Regions from separate parts of the Homo sapiens genome. Here region 1 is linked to region 2. A link is a loop called in an ENCODE intact Hi-C map of the cell type or tissue named here. Cell type or tissue: chondrocyte. All regions are shown on one strand. Links, peaks and the distances in the headings refer to the core of each region. The heading gives the core; the rest is flanking DNA. Region 1 holds the start of IFIT1 (interferon induced protein with tetratricopeptide repeats 1). Region 2 has its middle 33 kb from the start of MIR4679-1.

Region 1 (8,436 bases), core at 437-8,436, 360 kb after region 2:
AGACATAAGACCCCCTGAAAGTATCATCCCTCCTGATGGAATGGTAAAGCAATCTTTCTTGGAACATAGCAAGTAGTAACCGATCAAATTGCTATAACGTGTGTACTGACCTTATGTGGAAAATGCTGCAACCCTGTTTACTGCCTATGTAAGTGAAATCTTAACTTCCCCATTTTGGAATGCTGACTCCAGTCATTAGGTGTCTGTATTTCCTGAGTGGTTACCCTCAAGCTTTGTGCTCAAATAAACTCTATACTTAATCATAGTTTCTGAATTCCATTATTTGAGATTGAGACAACAGTCTTTCCCAATTGCTGCCTTCAAAAATGTATAGTCTGATGAAATACAAAATACTTCGGTATAACACATACTCTATTGCCTGGCCACCCCCCTCATTTTTTCCTCTTCAATCCATGTGTCTGCGGCAGGAGCATCTATTCTTCCACAACACATCCCTGCATTCATTGACCAAGGCTTATTAATGCTGTTTTAGGCACCTACATCTGCTGGGACAATAAGAATCATTTTCCTTAAAATTTTGCCTTTGGAATGAGCAGTTTTCATCCTCAGTCTCCCAAACAAAGGAGACCTAAACAGGGAAGGTTTCTGTTCCATGTGGCCAGGGTCACTGACCTGCAACAAAACCTAAGAGTAAAATAAATGAGCAAAGACAAGAGTTAGAAAGGAGGGAATTTCAGGAGTTCTACAGCATTCTAGCTGGAGTTCTATTTCCCAAGGCCCTACTGTAGCTGGGACCTGCTGGTCAGTGAGCCAAGCCTTATAATAAATTCAAATTTTTGTTTACATGTGTCCAGCTGCTGGCAATCACAAGGGATCTACGTGACCCAAACACACTGCTGGACATTTATTCACACCTGAGATCACACCTAAAATCACACATCTAAGATTACACCTAAGAGCTTTGCTAAGATCACAAATTCTTGGAGTGTATTTTATTAGTGATATTCAAAAACAAGTGTATTTTGTGTTTTATTTCAAATAGAAAAATGTAGAACCAACTTACACAGCATTAGAAGGCCTGAAGCAGAGGAAGTGATGGAATAGAAACCTGACCAAGAATTTTTATAATTTTTATTTATTTATTAGAGGCAGGGTCTTGTGATGTTGCTCAGGCTGGAGTTCAGTGGCTATTTACAAGCACAGTCATAGCACGCTGCAGCCTTAAACTCCTGGCCTCAAGAGATCTTCCCTCCTCAGCCACCTGAGTAGCCAAAACCATAAGTGCATGCCACCATGTACCACTTCCTACCAAGAATTTTTCAAAAAACTAGGGAGGCATTTACTACTACAGGCCATGGAATTTTAAGATTGACTTATGTTACTTGGATCCTTGAAAGCGGGGAGTGACCAATGATGGAGATTTGGGAGAGTGGGGAGGCAGGGGAGTGGAGTCATTTAGATGACACCTGGAAAGCACAGGAGTAACACCTTTTTCAACTTTGTTGATAGTAAACAAAGAACGTACTTATTCAATTTAACCAGAGGAAACTACTATTGACTTTTCCCTGTAAACAAGGTGTGATTCAGGCTCACCTGGCCTCTGAATTCCTTACTTGTAACTGCCACAGAGCTTCTTGTAGGGGAGATTTGCCTCCATTCATGGAATTAATCTAAATGAGACATCTGAGGACATATCTCTACTAATTAGAAAACACAGAGACAATGTTCTTCTAACTGGACAACTCTAAGCTTTTGGTTTGGCTCAGTTCTGTAATTGTTAGTAAACTGACAACTATTTGCTCCTTAGCTACTGGTTACTCTTGGCAAAAAGAAGTAACAAGAGATTTACAGTCCTCTTGGCTGAATTCATCACAAATAAAATAAAATTACTCAGCTAGTTAGTAAGTTGTCAGGAAATTAGGTTTTATTGAATCAAATTCATTCATTAATTAATATTGAAACCTTCCCACCACTCCAGGTACTGGAACCAAAACCTTTTGCAACTGCATCTACTTAATAGAGTTTATGAGTCTGTGGGTATATGAGTGTGTGTGTGTGTGTGTGTGTGTGTGAGAGAGAGAGAGAGTGTGTGTGTGTTTGGATAAGCACCAAGTAAGTCTTAAAACTATTTTAGGCTGGGCGCCGTGGCTCACGCCTGTAATCCCAGCACTTTGGGAGGCCGAGGTGGGCAGATCATGGGGTCAGGAGATCGAGACCATCCTGGCTAACACAGTGAAACCCCGCCTCTACTAAAAATACAAAAAATTAGCCGGGCGTGGTGGCGGGCGCCTATAGTCCCAGCTACTCGGGAGGCTGAGGCAGGACAATGGCGTGAACCCAGGAGGTGGAGCTTGCAGTGAGCCGAGAGATCCCGCCACTGTACTCCAGTCTGGGTGACAGAGCAAGACTCCGTCTCAAAAAAAAAAAAAAAAAAATCTATTTTAACAACATCAATTCACCATACCCTGGGAACATAAGAGGGAATCAATAAACAATTATGGATTCATTGGCTGAATATCATCTAAAGTGCTGCTTTTATCAGTGGCTTCTACATGCAATATGGGCCAGCGAAGAAGAGAGAAAAAATTGGAGGGTATATAAAACTTATCTACCTGCTTGTATTAAAATGAAAACAGTGGATGGATAAATGAAATTTTGTAATGGTTACCAATAAGAAAGAGAGGAAAAGGAAAGGGACAGCAATAGGAGCCAGACTTCTCTGTGTTTGTTTTTGCAACCATGTCAATATTTTGCCTAATTATAAAACCAAATTTATATTTAGAAAAGCAATCCACATATGTAAGCTAAATGTTTTATCAATTAATTGTACTGAAGGCCCTTTTATGCAAAAGAAAATATAAAATAAATGGATGGGTGGATAGAGAAATGAGTGGATGAATAGATATGTAATAAGGTAAATATAGTAAAATGTTAACTGTAGAATCTAGTTATACAAGTGTTCATTGTAAAATACTCTCAACTTTTCTCTCTGCTTGACCATGTATAATAATAAAATGTTTGGATAAAAAGGGCAAATAGCAGTATCTAAAAAGTACAGCAAACTGAGACAAATTATCCAAAATATGTAGGGAATGGTGGATAAAATCACATAGGAAGGAAGGATTCCAAGTGATTTTTAAGTGCGCTGTAATTTGACTCTACATTTTTAATAGGATATAGCTTATAAACAAAACTAACATGGAAAAAAATTCTTTTTTTTTTGAGACAGTGTCTCGCTCTGTCACCCAGGCTGGAGTGCAGTGGCATGATCTCAGCTCACTGCAATCTCCGCCTCCTGGGTTCAAGTGATTCTCCTGCCTCCGCCTCCTGAGTAGCTGGGATTACAGGTGGGTGCCACCACACCCAGCTAATTTTTGTATTTTCAGTAGAGACAGGGTTTTGCCATGTTGGCCAGCATGGTCTCGAACCCCTGACCTCAGGTGATCCGCCCATCTTGGCCTCCCACAGTGCTGGGATTACAGGTGTGAATCACCGCGCCTGGCCGAAAAAAATTCTTAAACTCTACTTAGCACCATTCTGGAGGTGTTTTGTTAATTTTGTTATTCAGAGACGGTTGTTGGTGTATTATATAATAGATCACATGAATAATTAAACTGGCATCACTTAGAAAAGGAATGTTTAGTTTGGGAGGAAAAATATGTACGTAAGATTTTTTATGTTAAGTAAAAAAATCCAGTGTACCTGGGTTTGTAAGATTCATGTCATATTTTATCTTCAAAATATATACACAGTATCCATGTCATCTTCCTGGTTTTAATATTGTACTACAGCTATATAAGATGTCACTATTTGGGGAATTTGGATGAAAAGTACACAGGATCTTTTCTGAAATTTCTTGTGTCTATAGTTGTTTCAAAATATGCCTGAAATGTAAAAAAAAAAAAAAAATGAGCTAATAAAAATTCTAGTAGTACTTGAATAGGTTGCAGTAAACCAAACTGTGGGTCAAGGTGGGCTGAGTGATATCATGGGCTGAGAGGTCTCTTGAAGTTTCATGAGAAGATATGTAAATCATCAAATCATTTGCAACGAAGAATTTCTGGAGTCCAAGTCCTCTCTCCATGGATGCGACTGGAAGTAGTTTAGGAAAAATCTCAGAAGCCAAGAAAATAGTTTTCATACAGTGGTCAGAACACTGAGAATTACATTCCTCAGAAAATAGGCTATAGCTAAAAATATCTTTGTGATTGAATACATTCAAAAGAGTATATAACATGTAATTAGCAGAGATATTCCAATTGTTAAATGTTAAATTATAAATTAAAAAGAGAAATATCTAGAAACCTGACTTTTATAATTAAATGAAAAACGTGAGGAAAATCAAAGATGCAGGAACATGGAAATGGATTGATCGATTCAGTCAAGCCTTTGGTTTTTATGATTCTAGCATGAAAGCATCTTGTGTGTCTTTCATGTCACTACAATGCCTTCATTTAACTATGATTACCAAAAAACAAGTACAGTAGCAACTTCTGCAGTACAAACTGATGGAAAGGACTGCTGAGGAGACAGAGAAGCCCAAGGAAGTAGTACCACCTAGGGGCTGAATTTGTTTCTAACAAGAAATCAGCTTTTCATTAGGTAACCAGATCACTAGATCCTATTCTACCTGGCCATTAGCAAGCTGATAAGAGATTTTAGACTACAAGAGATGACCCTGGAAAAGACAGGGGAAATTTCTATGGAGCCCATTCCTTAATAAGTTGTGATTGGATATTTGAGACCCTTCAGCAGAAATGGCTTAGCATTTGTCCATATTATCATATTATAATTTTTAAAAAATACACTCAGAATAACATTCTTTTTCCATATCATCCTGTGAATGAAGAAGAGACTAAGGAATTCATTACCCATTGTGTAGGTGAGGAAACAAGGCATTGAGTCGTAAAATACTGAATCTGGGCCTCACAGAACAGGAAGTGGGTCCAGGGATTGAGTCCCATATCTCTCAGTCAGAGAATTTCAGACATACAATAGACATTAGGGATAATTGAGGCCCTGGTTCCCGGCTCAGGGCGCAGGTCTACATCAAAATCACCTGAAGATTTCTTTCTTTTTTTTTTTTTTTTTTTTTTTGAGATGGAGTTTCACTCTTGTTGCCCAGGCTGGAGTGCAATGAAATGGCACGATCTCGGCTCACCACAACCTCCACCTCCCGGGTTCAAGCGATTCTCCTGCCTCAGCCTCCCGAGTAGCTGGGATTACAGGCATGTGCCACCACGCCCGGCTAATTATGTATTTTTAGTAGAGACGGGGTTTCTCCATGTTAGTCAGGCTGGTCTCGAACTCCCAACCTCAGGTGATCCGCCCGTCTTGTCCTCCCAAAATGCTGGGATTACAGGCGTGAGCCACTGTGCCCAGGCTGAAGATTTCTTTTTAATACTGAGCCAGAGGCCTGTACCTAAGTATATGTTCAATTGTTCTGGAATGGGCATAGTTAGCATTATTTTTGAGATTTACCTGGCTGATTCTAATGTGCAGTGAGGGTTGAGATCTGCCAACCTATTCCAAATGACTTCTCAGCTGAGGAAATTGAGATTCATAGAGGTGAAGCAGTTTATCATAACTGGTCAGTCCCTTGCAGAGCCCAGCTTAGACTCCTGGGAATGAACTCACAACCTAGTGCTGAAATTTCATTTTCTAAATGTTTGATCCTCTCTGGTTCCCATTTTCTTTTTTATCTGTAAACACACACACACACGCGCGCGATTGGCTTTTCTTTCCTTAATGCTGTTCTATCCTGTGTCCCTCATGGGTTTGTTTAGCCCAAAGAGACACTAAGCAAGATTCTGAATACCTAATCAGCCTGGGCCATAGCCCCGTAGAACCAAGACTGCTGCCAAATTCACAGCAATGGCAAGATAAACTTTTTGTTCATATCTCTGCATGCTATCTAGTGCATTGGCAAATTGAAAACCCATTTTTTCCCATAAGAATTCCAAAGACATCTTGCTCCCCAAAAGATGTTTTCTAATTCATCTGTTTCAGCATTTGCTTATGGCCTGATCATGTATCTGAGTGCAAGACAAAACCTGTCCTATTAATTCAGAAATTCTTATTTGTGTAGAACTTTCTAACTAGTTGTTGAACTCTCTGTGGAAGCTTACAGAATTGGTGAGAGCTGACATGGGAGATGAGTCTGGCAGGGAGTTGAGCAGAAACTGTTTAGATCTGGCAGTGTGCCCAGTTAAGTGTTTCCAAAAGGAAAATACTCTTGCACCTGCTCCTCTTCTGCTTCTTATGTTAAAAGACAAAGTAGGTAGGTTTTTTTAAAGGAAACATTGTTTTTATATATTGTTATGATTATTTGAGACAGGGGCTCACTCTGTTGCCCAGGCTGGAGTGCAGTGGTGTGACCATGGCTCACTGCAGCCTCTACCTCCTGGGCTCAAGTGAGCCTCCCACCTCAGCCTCCTGAGTAGCTGAGACCACAGACACACACCACCACACCCAGCTTTTTTTTTCAGTTTTTTTGTAGAGTTGGGGTCTCCCTATGTTGTCCAGGCTGGTCTACAATTCCTGGGCTCAAGTGATCCTCCCGCCTTGCCTTCCAAAATACTGGGACTTACAGGCCTGAGCCAATGCACCCGGACAACAATTTTTTATTTTTTATTTATTTATTTTTTTAGACGGAGTCTCGCTCTGTCACCAGACTGGAGTACAGTGGTGTGATCTCGGCTCACTGCAACCTCTGCCTCCCAGGTTCAAGCAATTCCCCTGCCTCAGCCTCTCGAGTAGGTGGGACTACAGGTGCACACCACCACACCCAGCTAATTTTTTGTATTTTAGTAGAGAGGGGGTTTCACCATGTTGGCCACGATGGTCTCCATCTCCTGACCTTGTCATCCGCCCACCTTGGCCTCCCAAAGTGCTGGGACTACAGGCATGAGCCACCGCACCCAGCCAAGAATCATTATTTTTAACTTGATGACTGAAAATAATAATAATAATAGTTACCACTTATTTGCATGCTTCTATGTGCCAGGTAGTTGCTAACTATTTAAACTCAAATTCCATGAACTGTAGTGGAGGTTGTACTGGAATTTGATTCAGAATGACAGTGTCCATGATGGAGCAATAGAGGGCTCTCTATTTCAAACCATACCTCCTTGCTTTTACCTCCTGCCTAAGTCATCAGGGGTTAGAAGGCTTTCTAGGTATTGGTCTCTTTCCTTCATTCCTAAACCAGATTGGTTGCTTATTTCCGTCAAGCTGAAACCAAAAGTAAGCAACCAAAAAGCAACCAGCAACCAAAAGCCTTGTTACTCAATTAATTAAGAGTAGATTTTTATATTTGATAGTAGGTTCCTTCTAAATATAGAAACTGAAAATAGAGCTATCTCCTTCAATTCTCCTTTTTCTGTGTATTCATCCAGAATCCAGCCACCAACTGCCACAATAGGCAGCAATGGACTGATGTTCTTTAGGGAGGACGTGAATCTCGTTCCAAATGCTGGCCAGTCATTGGGTTTCTGCAGCACTAGAAACATCTATGGTTGCAGGTCTGCAGTTTATCTGTTTTAAAATAGAAACAAAGTTTCATTCCCCACCCCCCCCCGTCAGCAGGAATTCCGCTAGCTTTAGTTTCACTTTCCCCTTTCGGTTTCCCTAGGTTTCCAACTTGCAAGGACACACCCACAGCTTACACCATTGGCTGCTGTTTAGCTCCCTTATATAACACTGTCTTGGGGTTTAAACGTAACTGAAAATCCACAAGACAGAATAGCCAGATCTCAGAGGAGCCTGGCTAAGCAAAACCCTGCAGAACGGCTGCCTAATTTACAGCAACCATGAGGTAAGGATTTCTTTGCTCCTCTGCCATAATGTCTAAAGTTTTTGAAAAAATGGTAATTAAATACTATTTCAACAGGTTAGATCTCAGTGAGGTCAGGTTTTCTAATTCCTCGATTTGAGTATCTGCTTATGGACTGAATGTGTGCATGCATGTGTGTGCACGTTCACACATACATAAATTGTTTAATGCATTTTTATGTTTGTTAGCATGAACTTGAGGAAGCTTACCTCATGCTATAGCCCAAAGAAGGGGAGGGAAATGGGAAAAGAGTTTTGCAGGAAGGGAGAAAATGATCCCAATCTGAGAGATTCTTTCCCATCAGATTCACTTCTGTCTGATATGGGGAAGGAATGGACAGCTTGTCTGAGTAGAGGCATTGCTTTCTGCAGGTTCTTTACCACAGAGAAAAAGCAGGACCCACAAGAATGTGAAAGCCTCAGTCTTGCAGCCTCTCTGATGTCTTGTGGGTAATACAGTGGAGATGTGGTAGGAAAAGCTCACAGCCTTCCTCCATAGGCTTCTGGTCTCACTTTCTGCACTGCTGGCCTCTTACAACAGGTTTTCGCAATCAGGCTGAGCTTAAGATAAACAGATTGCCTCCTCCCTGGAAAATCTAGGCTCTTGGTACGTCCTTGACTGAAGATGATCCACATCTGCTT
Region 2 (11,068 bases), core at 1,892-9,891:
ATAATTGTCTTCTGTAGATGTTTAATTATCTCCCCTTTGCTAGGCCATAAGCCATCTGAGGGCAGAAATCATGATTAGCACAGAGTAGGTGTTCAGTCAACATTTCTTGAATGAATCAGTTAATGAAGGAACATTATGTATGCAGTAGTCATTTGTGTTCTGTATGACTGGCATTTGATGGAAAAGTCACAGCGAGTGTTAGGGAAGCTGAACTTTTTTTTTTTTTTAAACATTGTATCATTAATTTATCACGTGTATCCAAGCTCCTTTGAGTTTCCCTGCCCCCATCCCTGTGTCATTCCAGCCATATCCAGCTACTCCTTCCATGCTTCCCCCATTCTTGTTTCTGACTCTATTACTCCCAGTCCAAATCTTGCTCTTCACTGTCTGCACCTTGTGCTCTCCTCTCTCTCAAAAAAATCTACCCAAATTCCACCCCTCTTCACAGGCCCAGGGAAATCACTAGTTCCCGCAGGAGGCTGTAGGCTGTAACCAACTCTCTGAAAGCTTTGAGTCCTCTCTGAGGTCATCTGTGCTTGTCCTCGTTCCATCAGGCACTCCTATGTTACTTGACCTGTGGTCTGCATGTACAGATCTTGTACCCCATATACATTGTAAGGTCCTTGAAGGCAGAAAAGGAAGCATAAAGAAGTGGGTAGGAGTGTAAGCTCTGAAGACTGTGCATTTGAATCCCTGCCATTCCTAGATTTGGGACCTTGTCACCTTGGGCAACTTATTTACCTCCTCTGGGCCTTAGTTTTCTCACTTCTAGAAGAGGGAAAATGATAGTATCTGCCATGTAGTGCTGCTCTGAGGATTAAATGAGATACTCCACTTAGAGCCCATGGAATGGTATCTGGCATGTGATAAGCGCTAAATATAGCTTTCCTATAATTACAGTAATGCCCAGGGCTCCACAGGCCCAGCCCAGCACCAGTACAGGAATAGTATGACATTGATGCTAGAGTTGGCAGATTGAGGAGAACACACAAAGGGCTAATGATGTTCAAATACACATCAGATTTCACACAGAGCTTTGGGCTTGACTTCCCCAGCTGCAGGATTCTTCTGGCTATCTGCTTTATAAATAAAAAGCACAAGTCTGCAGTAAAATGCAGGGAAGTGACAAGAAGGCTCATTCAAAGGTCATGGCAAATGAAATAGCCACAGGTAAAAGTTTCCCTTCATTGTATGCTTTCTGTCCATTCTTGTGGATGCTGCTGCAGCAAGGAATTTGGGAAAGGGCCATTGGTGGGAGCAATGTGTCCTAGTCACCTAAACGAAAGACACTGAAGTGAGTGCAACAAAATGGACTTTCTTTTCCAGGGTGGCACCCTCCCACCAACCATCCAAACCCCTCTGTCTAAAGAGCGCAGCTTAACCTCTGGATTATAAGGATTTCAGATTTGTTTCCTAAATCTGGAACTCAAAGCTTTCTCCTCCTCAATCTACCCCCAATAACCTTGTCTCTTTTGGAAGCCTTCCCTGCAGTTCTAACAAACTAAATGGTTCATAACTTGACCTCATGAATGCCTCTCTTCTATATGTTTTCTTAGCTTTTGACCTGGAATTCCCTTCTTCCCATCCATGAAGGTCAAATGCCACCCCTCTTTCAAGTCTTAGTTGGAGGCCACCTCTTTATGAAACCTTCTCTGGTGTCTCAGGCTAAAGACACTGTAGGCCACATCTGTTTATTAGGGCCAACAATGCCTCCCTCATTTTTTGTGGTATGGATTAAAGACAATTCTGAAAAGCACCTAGAACAGTGTCTGGCTTACTCAAAAATGGTAGACATTATTATCATTATCACTCTCATCCTAATTAATTATATATAGAGCTTATTATCCTAAAGGCAGTGGAAGGGAGTAAGGATTATGTTTGACTAATTTTACAGGTCTAGGCATCAAAGAAAAATTTGCTGTACAAATGATCATACAAATTAATGAGCGAAAAGATATCTAACTCATCCCTGAGACAACATGAGGTGCAAACAACTGTGTGTTTCTAAATCTGCAGTACAACCCAGCAAGTATATCATTGTTTTTCCTCCTGATTATGAAGCCAGTACATAGTCAGCTAGAAAATTCAAGCAATACAAAACAGTTTTAAAAAGAAAGTGCAAAAGGCCGGGTGTGGTGGCTCATGCCTGTAATCCCAGCACTTTGGGAGGCCGAGGAGGGTGCATCACCTGAAGTCAGGAGTTCGAGACCAGCCTGGCACCATGGTGAAACCCCGTCTCTACTAAAAATACAAAAATTATCTGGGCGTGGTGGCACGTGCCTGTAATCCCAGCTACTCAGGAGGCCAAGGCAGGAAAATCACTTGAACTTGGGAGGCGGAGATTGCAGTGAGCCAAGATCATGCTACTGTACTTCAGCCTGGGCAACAGAGTGAGATCTGTTTAAAAAAAAAAAAAGTGCAAATTAATCCCAATCCCACTGTTCAAAGGTAACTCTTGTGAATTTTTAGATATCTACACACACACAAAGTTAAAGAAAGGTGATCACACCATACACGCTTATAACATGCTTTTTACTCAACAATGGGTTATGGTTGCTATTCCATGTTAATAAATAAAAATAATTTCTTTTTAATATTCCTTTTAAATATAATTGTTATGGTTTGGCTGTGTCCCCACCCAAATCTCATCTTGAATTGTAGTTCCTATAATTCCCATGTGTCATGGGAAGGACGTGATGGGAGGTAACTGAATCATGGGGATGGGTCTTTACCATGTTGTTCTTATGATAGTGAATACGTCTCATGAGATCTGATGGTTTTATAAAGGGGAGCTCCCCTGCACATACCCTCTTGCCTCCTACCATGTAAGACATGACTTTGCTCCTCTTTTGCCTTCAGCCATCATTGTGAGGCCTCCCCAGCCATGTGGAACTGTGAGTCCGTTAAACCTCTTTCCTTTATAAATTACCCAGTCTCAGTTATGTCTTTATTAGCAGTGTGAAAACAGACTAATACAATAATATTCTTTTTTGGTACATAGTATTTCACTGCTTTGGGGTATCATATGTTGGTAAAATACAAATGTTATCATAATTTATTTTGCTGAAATACAAATGCTATTAAAGAATGTGAAGACATTTAACCACTATGGGTCATGAACACTTTAGTTCTTACTTGACTTATTTAACCTTAAACTAAAGACTTGGTGGGGGAGGGCAAGGAGGCCATGCCCCAGGAATTGGGCATAGGTCTGCTGTGTTAGCAGGCTCAGGTGAACAGAGTGTCTCCAGATGGCTGAGGAAAGGGAGAGCTCTGGACAAAGGATGAAAGAGAAGAGGTTGATGTTGAAATGGACTTCTCTAGGTAGATACACTTGGGTTGGCCCTGTCTGGGGCTTTGGGCCTCTCTAACTCTCAACTTCCAGTATAAGTCTAAGCCAAGTTCAAAGGTATAGGTTCTGGAGCTTCTCCCAACAGAACAAGGTCGTTTCCATATGACTCAATACTGGCCAAACAGCTAGCCAGTAAGTTATGGGGAGGAGGGAAAAAAAAAGAAAGTACTTAATTAAAGAGGGAGGAAATTAACTTTATTGAGTGCCTACTATGTACCATCGTATATGCTTACACAAAAAAGTGTTTGGCAAAATTCAATATCTACTTATGACAAAAATTTTTATGAAACTAGAAATAGGAGGGAACATTTTCAATTTGGTGAAAGGCATCTAGGAAAAACCATTGACTAACATCAGACTTAATGGAAAAGAATTGAGTGTATGTTATCTGACTACTCCATCCAATGGTTCTGTTATCCCCACTTTACAGATAGAGGAGACAAGGGCTGAAAATATCAATTAACTTGCATAAAGTTATACAAAGAAAATTCTAAGAAATCAGGAGGCTATTGTTAAGAACACTTGCAATCTTTAACGTCCTGCTAGGACTAAAAAATTGTGTCTATCCTCTTCCTACTTTGAAATTTGAGTTTGATAGATAGGGTTTCAGCAGCAACTTGGAGATGCTAAACAACAAATAATATCAGATTCACTCTGGAGGCTGCAGCAGAAAGATCATCAAAGATATGGTTTGGAAGATGTGACTTGAGGGGAATAAAAATGAAGTTATTGAACCAAAATTAGCCCTGTTTATGGGTTTGTTCATTCATTCAATAAATGCTTATTGTATTTCTACTCTGTGCCAGGCACTGTACTAGGTCTGGCTTATATACATGGTTACCTCCTGGAACCATTAGTCAAGAGGCAGACACTAATGGGATAGTGACACAGTTAAATGCTAAACACAACTTTGGCAGATGTCATTAGAAGAAAATGTAATGTGGGAGCATGACAGGAGGACTTGACTTAGTGTGTGAAGTCAGGAAAGTGACCAAGGATCTGAAATCTCACGAAACGAAGGTCTTGCTAAAGGTTCCCTGGCAGGAGCAAGAAAGAGGAGCAGAGAGATTGGAGGAAAGGAGATCAAGAACAGCCTGAAGCCTGTTCATGTGGGGGTAGTCACTGACTGTGGCTTTACTTATACAGCAGCTTGGGAGGTTTGACATTCAAGGCAGGAGAAGTACTTGTAAAGATTGCCCAAACTGAGGACTTATTAATAGCTGACAACTTCCACAGATTCCTGGGATGGCTTGAGCAAACTTTTTTGTTATCTTGAAGGCTGAATGTTTCATGTTTTTGTCCGCCTAGCCATACAGCACTAGCTGTGTTTGGGGCCCTCCACGTAATTCTGTGGTCTGTATCATGTGTCTGCCAAGTGAAACCCCCCATGAAGATTTTCTTGTGAATTTCCAGATGTTAGTGTGTTGAAATTGAATGGAGAAGAGTCCCTCTTATCTCTGTATATTCCTGGGAATTGAAAGGGATGGCGGTCCCTCTTCCCAACATTGAAATCAGCCTTGGCTTCTTCAGGAAGATTTTGTAACTATGACAAATATATATATATATATTTTTAAAATTTTCATTTTAGGGCCAAAGTTCTAGAAAGCTAGACATGTGTCAGCTGCAGAAAGTATCCACCGAGATGAATGGTTTTGGCTCTGCTGGCTATTGCATGGCATGATGACCTCGTGTTCCCAGCCCTAAATGAGTAAATTAACCTCAGCTAGGAGAAAAAATCTTAGCTACAAAACCAAAGGCCAAAGTCCAGAGGACTCGTCAGCTTCATCAGTAGAGAGTGAGTATAGCTCAACACAAATCCATCACTGAAAGCAGTGCAACCAAGGCAGCGGCGAGGTTGGTGGGGGCTGGGAGGAATCAACTTCTCTAATGACAGACAAGGCTGTGCTTCACTTCCACATGGCCACAAGGTGGCAGTGTTTCTCCTGGTACTAAAATTTGCCCCTGCTTGTATGAAAAAGACTTATTCCCTATGGAAACAATGTCTGTCATTTCACATTTTGATTCATTTTTTTTCCTCAACAGAGAAACAGGCCAGCATGGGGTAAGGCAAGGATTAAATGTGAAATCGGGTAGTCCAGGTTCTAATTCTAGCTCTGCCGTGAACTAACTGTATAACTTTGGATTTACCATGTCTGAGTTTCAATTTGCTCATCCACAAAATGGAGATACATCTCGCCTGCTCTTCTTATAATTGTCAGGCACAATAATAAACTATATATGCAAGTGTGATCAATTATAACGTACCATAACACTGGTTCTTAACTTTTAATATAAGAATCACATGAGGAAATTTTAAAAATACACACCCTCAAGGCCCAGCTTCTAAAGATGTTTCAAGAAGTCCAGGCCTATGCCTTAGAGTTTGTATACTACTACATATTCATCTGCAGGTATCAAGATGATGAAGGCCTAGGGACCACAATTTGAGAAACTACACTATGCAAATATATACCAGTAGAAAGTGAGAGGTTAAGGCACAGAAGTTTCTCTTACCTTTTCATGTAATGGTATTTATTTTTCTCTATTTTGAGTAAAAGTTTTACAAACACTCCACTACCCTTAGATTAACTAACTGAGGGCAGAAGTCTATATTTTATTCACCTCCTTATGTTCACAGCAATTGTTAGGATGTTAATTGGATAATAATCAGATAACAATGGTTATCTGAATCTTTGATGGAGGTAATCTGTAGAGCATCCCTAGCAATGTCACTCCATTTACAGGGATATTTGGTGATAGGACCTGGCAGACTCAATAGAATTCACCTGAGCTTTGCCTTTGTACCCCCATGGGCTCATTTTTGTCACCTAGTAAGTGACCAGTGCCATTTAGCAATTGCTGAATCATGGGCTTCACTGTGCTGAAACAGTTGTGCAGGAAATTTAGCAATGAGGTTCCATAAAACTCCCGGAGTTTTCTGTCACTATGGTTATCACAGATCACCAGGGCTTTTCAACCAGCACCGGCAGTATTTTCAGGGTCTTTAAGAGAGACTTAGCCCCCTTACTCCTCAGAGGGTGCTCCCTGCTGAGCTGTTGCCCTAAGAGAGGGTCTAGTTCAAAGGTGAATATAGCAGGAGAGATGTGCAGTCTGGCACCTTGGGCCTGTGGCCAGGGTACAATAGCTCGAATGTGATATCCCCAGCACCTGAATGTGGATATTCAAATCTCCTCTTAGGTAACAGCAAAGAAGACTCTTAGCAAAGTTGTCAGAGGCAGCTACGGAAACTTGCTGTATTCAAATTTCACATTGATAGAGAAAGGAAAGTGCTTAAATTGAACCATGGGCTTTTAAATCTTTCAGCAAATATTTATTGAGCAACAGTTGTTTTTCAGCAGGAACCATTCTAGGCCTTTGATTAAAATGTGAGTAAAATATCCAAAGACTCTGCTATTCTGAGGTTGAGATTCCAGCAGCAGGAGATGGAAAAATAATAAACATAATGATTACATAAAATACTTTATGTTAGGAAGGGATATATGATCTGGTAAGTAATGCAGGGTATAGGAGATTGGGGAGAAGTCAGTGAGGGGAAGAAGCAAGGTGTATTATTAAATAGAATGGTGAGGAGAGGCCCCTGTGAGATTGGAACAAAGACTTGAAGAAGAGTTGTTCAAACAGAGAAAATAACAAGAGCAAGGGTCTAGGGCCAGAGCACGCCAGGCACTCAGGAGGCATAGCAAAGATGCCAGTGCAGCTGCAGTGGATGAGCTCAGGGAGATCACGGGAATCCAGACCACATAGACTTGGTCCTACTGGAGGACAAGGATTTTGCTGAAGGTATCTTTGTATCCTCAAGGACGAATATTGTGTTTTGCTTGCACCAGAGGCTCGAATGGATTGGCCTCAGGATAGGATAAAGCCTTGGGGGAGGTTGTGCCACAGGAAAGAGCTGAAGGTCTAGCCTTCAGGGAATGGGCACCCCTTTGGGAAAAGAGATAATTCACGAGAAGTGGGTATAGTATGCATGCTGGAGTCAATTGCAGTGTGGAGAGCTGCAGAAGAGCATTTGCTGAATTAGTGGGACCCTAAATCAGTATGGGGAAAGGTCCCCACTGCAGCACTTTCTACACCTCATCCTCCTATATTCTACTTGTGCCTGTGGCCTTTTCTCCACCCCGCCCCCTGCCCACTCAGCACTCAACTGACCTATGCATAACACCTTAGTCATCCTTTCACTGAGAAAGGACTTTCTTAAGAACTTAGAATGCGGAAAGTCCCTTTCTCCTTTTCCTCTTTTTGTTTTCAATTGAGATGAAGATCACATAACATAACAATTAACCATTTTAAAGTATACAATTTCGTGGCATTTAGCACATTCACAATGTTGTGCAATCGCCACTTCCATCTAGTGCCAGAACATTTTCTTCACCTCAAAAGAAAATCCATTAAGCAGTCACTCCCCACCCCTCCCTCTCCTCAGTCCCTGGAAACCACTAATCTGATTTCTGTCTTAATGAGACGAACTCTTCCAGATATTTTATGTAAATAGAATCATATTCTGTGTAGCCTTGTGTGTCCAGTTTCATTCACGGAAATGCGTTTCTTAACTCTAAAAACAATCCAGTAAAGATGCAAATTTTAATTACTGCACAGTCAGGAAGGTAATGCAGTGGCAGCTAGTTATGTCTGATGGCAGCAGTCCAAGGCTTTCAAGATTTCTTCAGCTTCTGAAGGTGACATGAGGAAAATGAAATGTACATAATGCTTGTCAGACTTCTATTTCCTAGAGCCAGTAAGCTTTGGATAAAGATCCAGAATATGGACGACATCAGTAATAGCTCTGATAGATCACCTCACAGCCTTACCTCATGTTCCGCCCTTAACTGTCAATAACAGCAAGTGTTAGAACAGGTAAGTTTACTGTGCTGGTTTCCTGTGGAGGGTGGGAGTGAAGAGAGGTTTGAGGTTGTCTTATTCTTCAGTCTGGGTGTATTATCATCAGTCCATGCAAGAACACTTGAAAACATTTTTTCATTTATGTATTTTATTCCCAGACTCCACTTCTATTGGCATTCCTAATAGGTAGCCATTCTAATGTATTTAAAATGCACGTTTCTCTTTGTGTGTAGTAATGTGAACTATTTATTGCTGTCTTGTGTACCTACATTTTTTTTTTTTTTTTTGAGATGGAGTGTTGCTCTTGTTGCCCAGGCTGGAGTGCAGTGGTGCGATCTCGGCTCACCACAACCTCCACCTCCCAGGTTGATTGTATGTTAACATATCTCATGATATTTCCACTCAATATGATGTTTTGAAGATCAATCCATATATATGTACGTAAATAAGTCAATAAACTTTTGTATATTAACCTGTATATATAATTCATATATTTGTAAGCATCATGTATATCACACACATGCATACACATATATCTAAATATACATCATATATCATATATCATATGACATCATATACATCATATATATCACAGCACCTTGCACAAACTTGGTGTTAAATAAATTAGTATCAACAGAAGGATCAAGTTTTGCTTTTCATACCCACAAAATAGTTTCTTTCTAAACTAATCTACCTTTTTGAAATGCAGGATAAATATAATACTATTATTCAAGATAATAAAATCACTTCATACACACACGCACACACACACATATATATATACACATATACATACATATGTATGTATATGTATGTATATGTGTATGTGTATATATATACTGGAGGACAAGGACTTTGCTGAAGTCATCTTTGCATCCTCAAGGACGAATATTGTATTTTACGTGTACCAGATATATATATTCCATTTTGCAGTGGGTCTTATTACCCTCATTTTAAAGATAAAGAAACTGAGGCTCCAAGAAGATGACTTTGTACATATTCACACCTCTTGCTGCTGACAATTCAAACTGAATTCTTGTACTCCAGAGAGACTCCTGATATCATGAGTAGTGTCATTTGTTGGAAATCATGGTCATGCCTTCACTGGAAGCCTAGTGAACTTTCACTGAACACCAACAGGCATCTGGCCTGAGATCTAGAGTTAACTGAGTGGGTGCTTTTCCCCCACCCCGAGTCAGTTCTCAACTGATGCTTTTTTTAAGGTGAACAGACCAGGCTCAGGTCAGCCAGGTACTTTCTGTGCCTCATACTGTCTTTCACAAATGTGGGGTGTGTGTGTGTGTGTGTGTGTATGTGTTGTGAAGTCCCTATTCTGTATTCTGTTTCCAGCTTACAAGATCCAGTGGTTTCTAACAAGAGCTACAGTGGCCTTGTTTGTTTCCAGGTGATTCTTTCTTGATGGCATTTGGCAATATGATTGAGACGACAGCTCGCTGACTTTAGAAACATATGTACACACCTGTAATGTGACATTTTGTTAACTGAAAAAATATGTATTGAATATTTGTCCAACTACATCCTAGCACTCATCTAAACGCTGCGCATATAGCAATGTACTCAATGTTATTACCACAATGAGTTTACCTCATGATGAAAATATACAGCAGAAAATAAATATAGTAATTAAATATTTTCTACTCTAATAAAGAATATCAAGAAAAAGTACAGATGCTATGAACTGATATAGCAAGAAAACCTTATTTAGACTGGGGCGTGGGTGGAAGATCAGGGGGAGGCTTCCCAAGGAAATGACCTATGTTTCCTTCCATGTCTAAATGTATCTCTGTATAGACATGAACGGATAATCATGAAAACTTAAAGGTGACTATCTCCAGGCAGTGGAATTATGTGGGATTATTTTTTCCATATATATTTATATAATATGGGAGGAAGGTTTTTCTCAACCCTCTTAGGGTCCCTGAGAGAGCTGACACAGACAGATTAGCAGGAGAGAAGCATTACGAATTTATTTAACATAAGTTTGATGTGACACAGAAGCCTTCAGAAATGAAGATCCAAAGACCTGTTGTCCCAGCCACTGGGGAGGCAGAGGAGGGGAGATCAATTGAGCCCAGGGGTTTGAGGCTGCAGTGAGCTATGATTGCAGCACTACATTCCAGTCTGAGAGACAGAGCTAGACTCTGTCCTAAAGAAAAAAAAAAAAAAGATCCAAAGACACAGGTAAACTTGTTTATTTTTAATGCTGGGTTTGATGAGATGGATGGACATGAGCAAGTAGGATTGGACAACGGTGGTATGATCTAACGGTAGTAATTGAGAAGAACTTAGCAAAGCCTGTTTGTTCAGATTCCTCTTGACATTTCTGTGTCTTTGAAGATAAGAATGCTTCTTTCCTCTGGGTATAGGGAAGGTACCTCTTGAATGAGGGTCTTACGACCTGCTTAAGGGGAGAAGGGCAGTGTAAGGTGAGAGTGACCTTCCTGCTTCTGCTATTTTTTCAAGTTCCGAGGTGCCATATTTTGGGGCAGAATGTCCTGAATCCCAACAACATCCACAAGAATTATATTTCAAAGGCATTTACTATGCAGATAAAGTACATAGGCATTTATTGAAGGCACAGTTGATTCAAATCTATAGGGGATTTACCCTTTGCTGATTTTGTGCCTTTGACTTTGTAGCACTGACTTAATCAGGAACTATTTGATACTTACAGAGGGACTTGGGAAATCTCAGAGACTGCATTTTTCTCAAGGGACAGATTGCAAAATATTCATTACAAACTTAAATATAGTCAGCGTCTGCTGGACTCTAATAGAAGCCATCACACATGGCTAATTTTCCTGCAGCACCAAGAATTGAACCTCCTTGATGAAG

What was found. Peaks named below come from ENCODE experiments on the same cell type or tissue, not always from the same donor. Only the 100,000 strongest peaks of a DNase experiment are listed, where the experiment ranks them.
Region 1: it touches region 2 in a loop (2.8-fold over the local background); 3 of 110 quality-filtered maps call a loop at or near these places.

The regions. Positions count from the first base shown.
Region 1 is chr10:89,384,941-89,393,376 of GRCh38, forward strand. IFIT1 (interferon induced protein with tetratricopeptide repeats 1) reads left to right here and starts at 7,683. Exons shown (of 2, transcript NM_001548.5): 1 at 7,683-7,777. The coding sequence starts at 7,773. It overlaps IFIT1B (interferon induced protein with tetratricopeptide repeats 1B), which reads left to right. Exons shown (of 2, transcript NM_001010987.2): 2 at 1-265. It also overlaps a transcript of LIPA not described here. RefSeq lists a silencer at 6,518-6,679 and enhancers at 7,232-7,281, 7,512-7,561, 8,363-8,412. In chondrocyte, for the core only: CTCF peaks have their summits at 4,522 (motif pointing left), 4,737, 7,072 and 7,274; no DNase peak of the experiment used is centred there.
Region 2 is chr10:89,024,747-89,035,814 of GRCh38, forward strand. No RefSeq gene overlaps it. Among named protein-coding and RNA genes, the nearest start is that of MIR4679-1, 33 kb to the right of the region's middle. In chondrocyte, for the core only: a CTCF peak has its summit at 5,284 (motif pointing right); no DNase peak of the experiment used is centred there.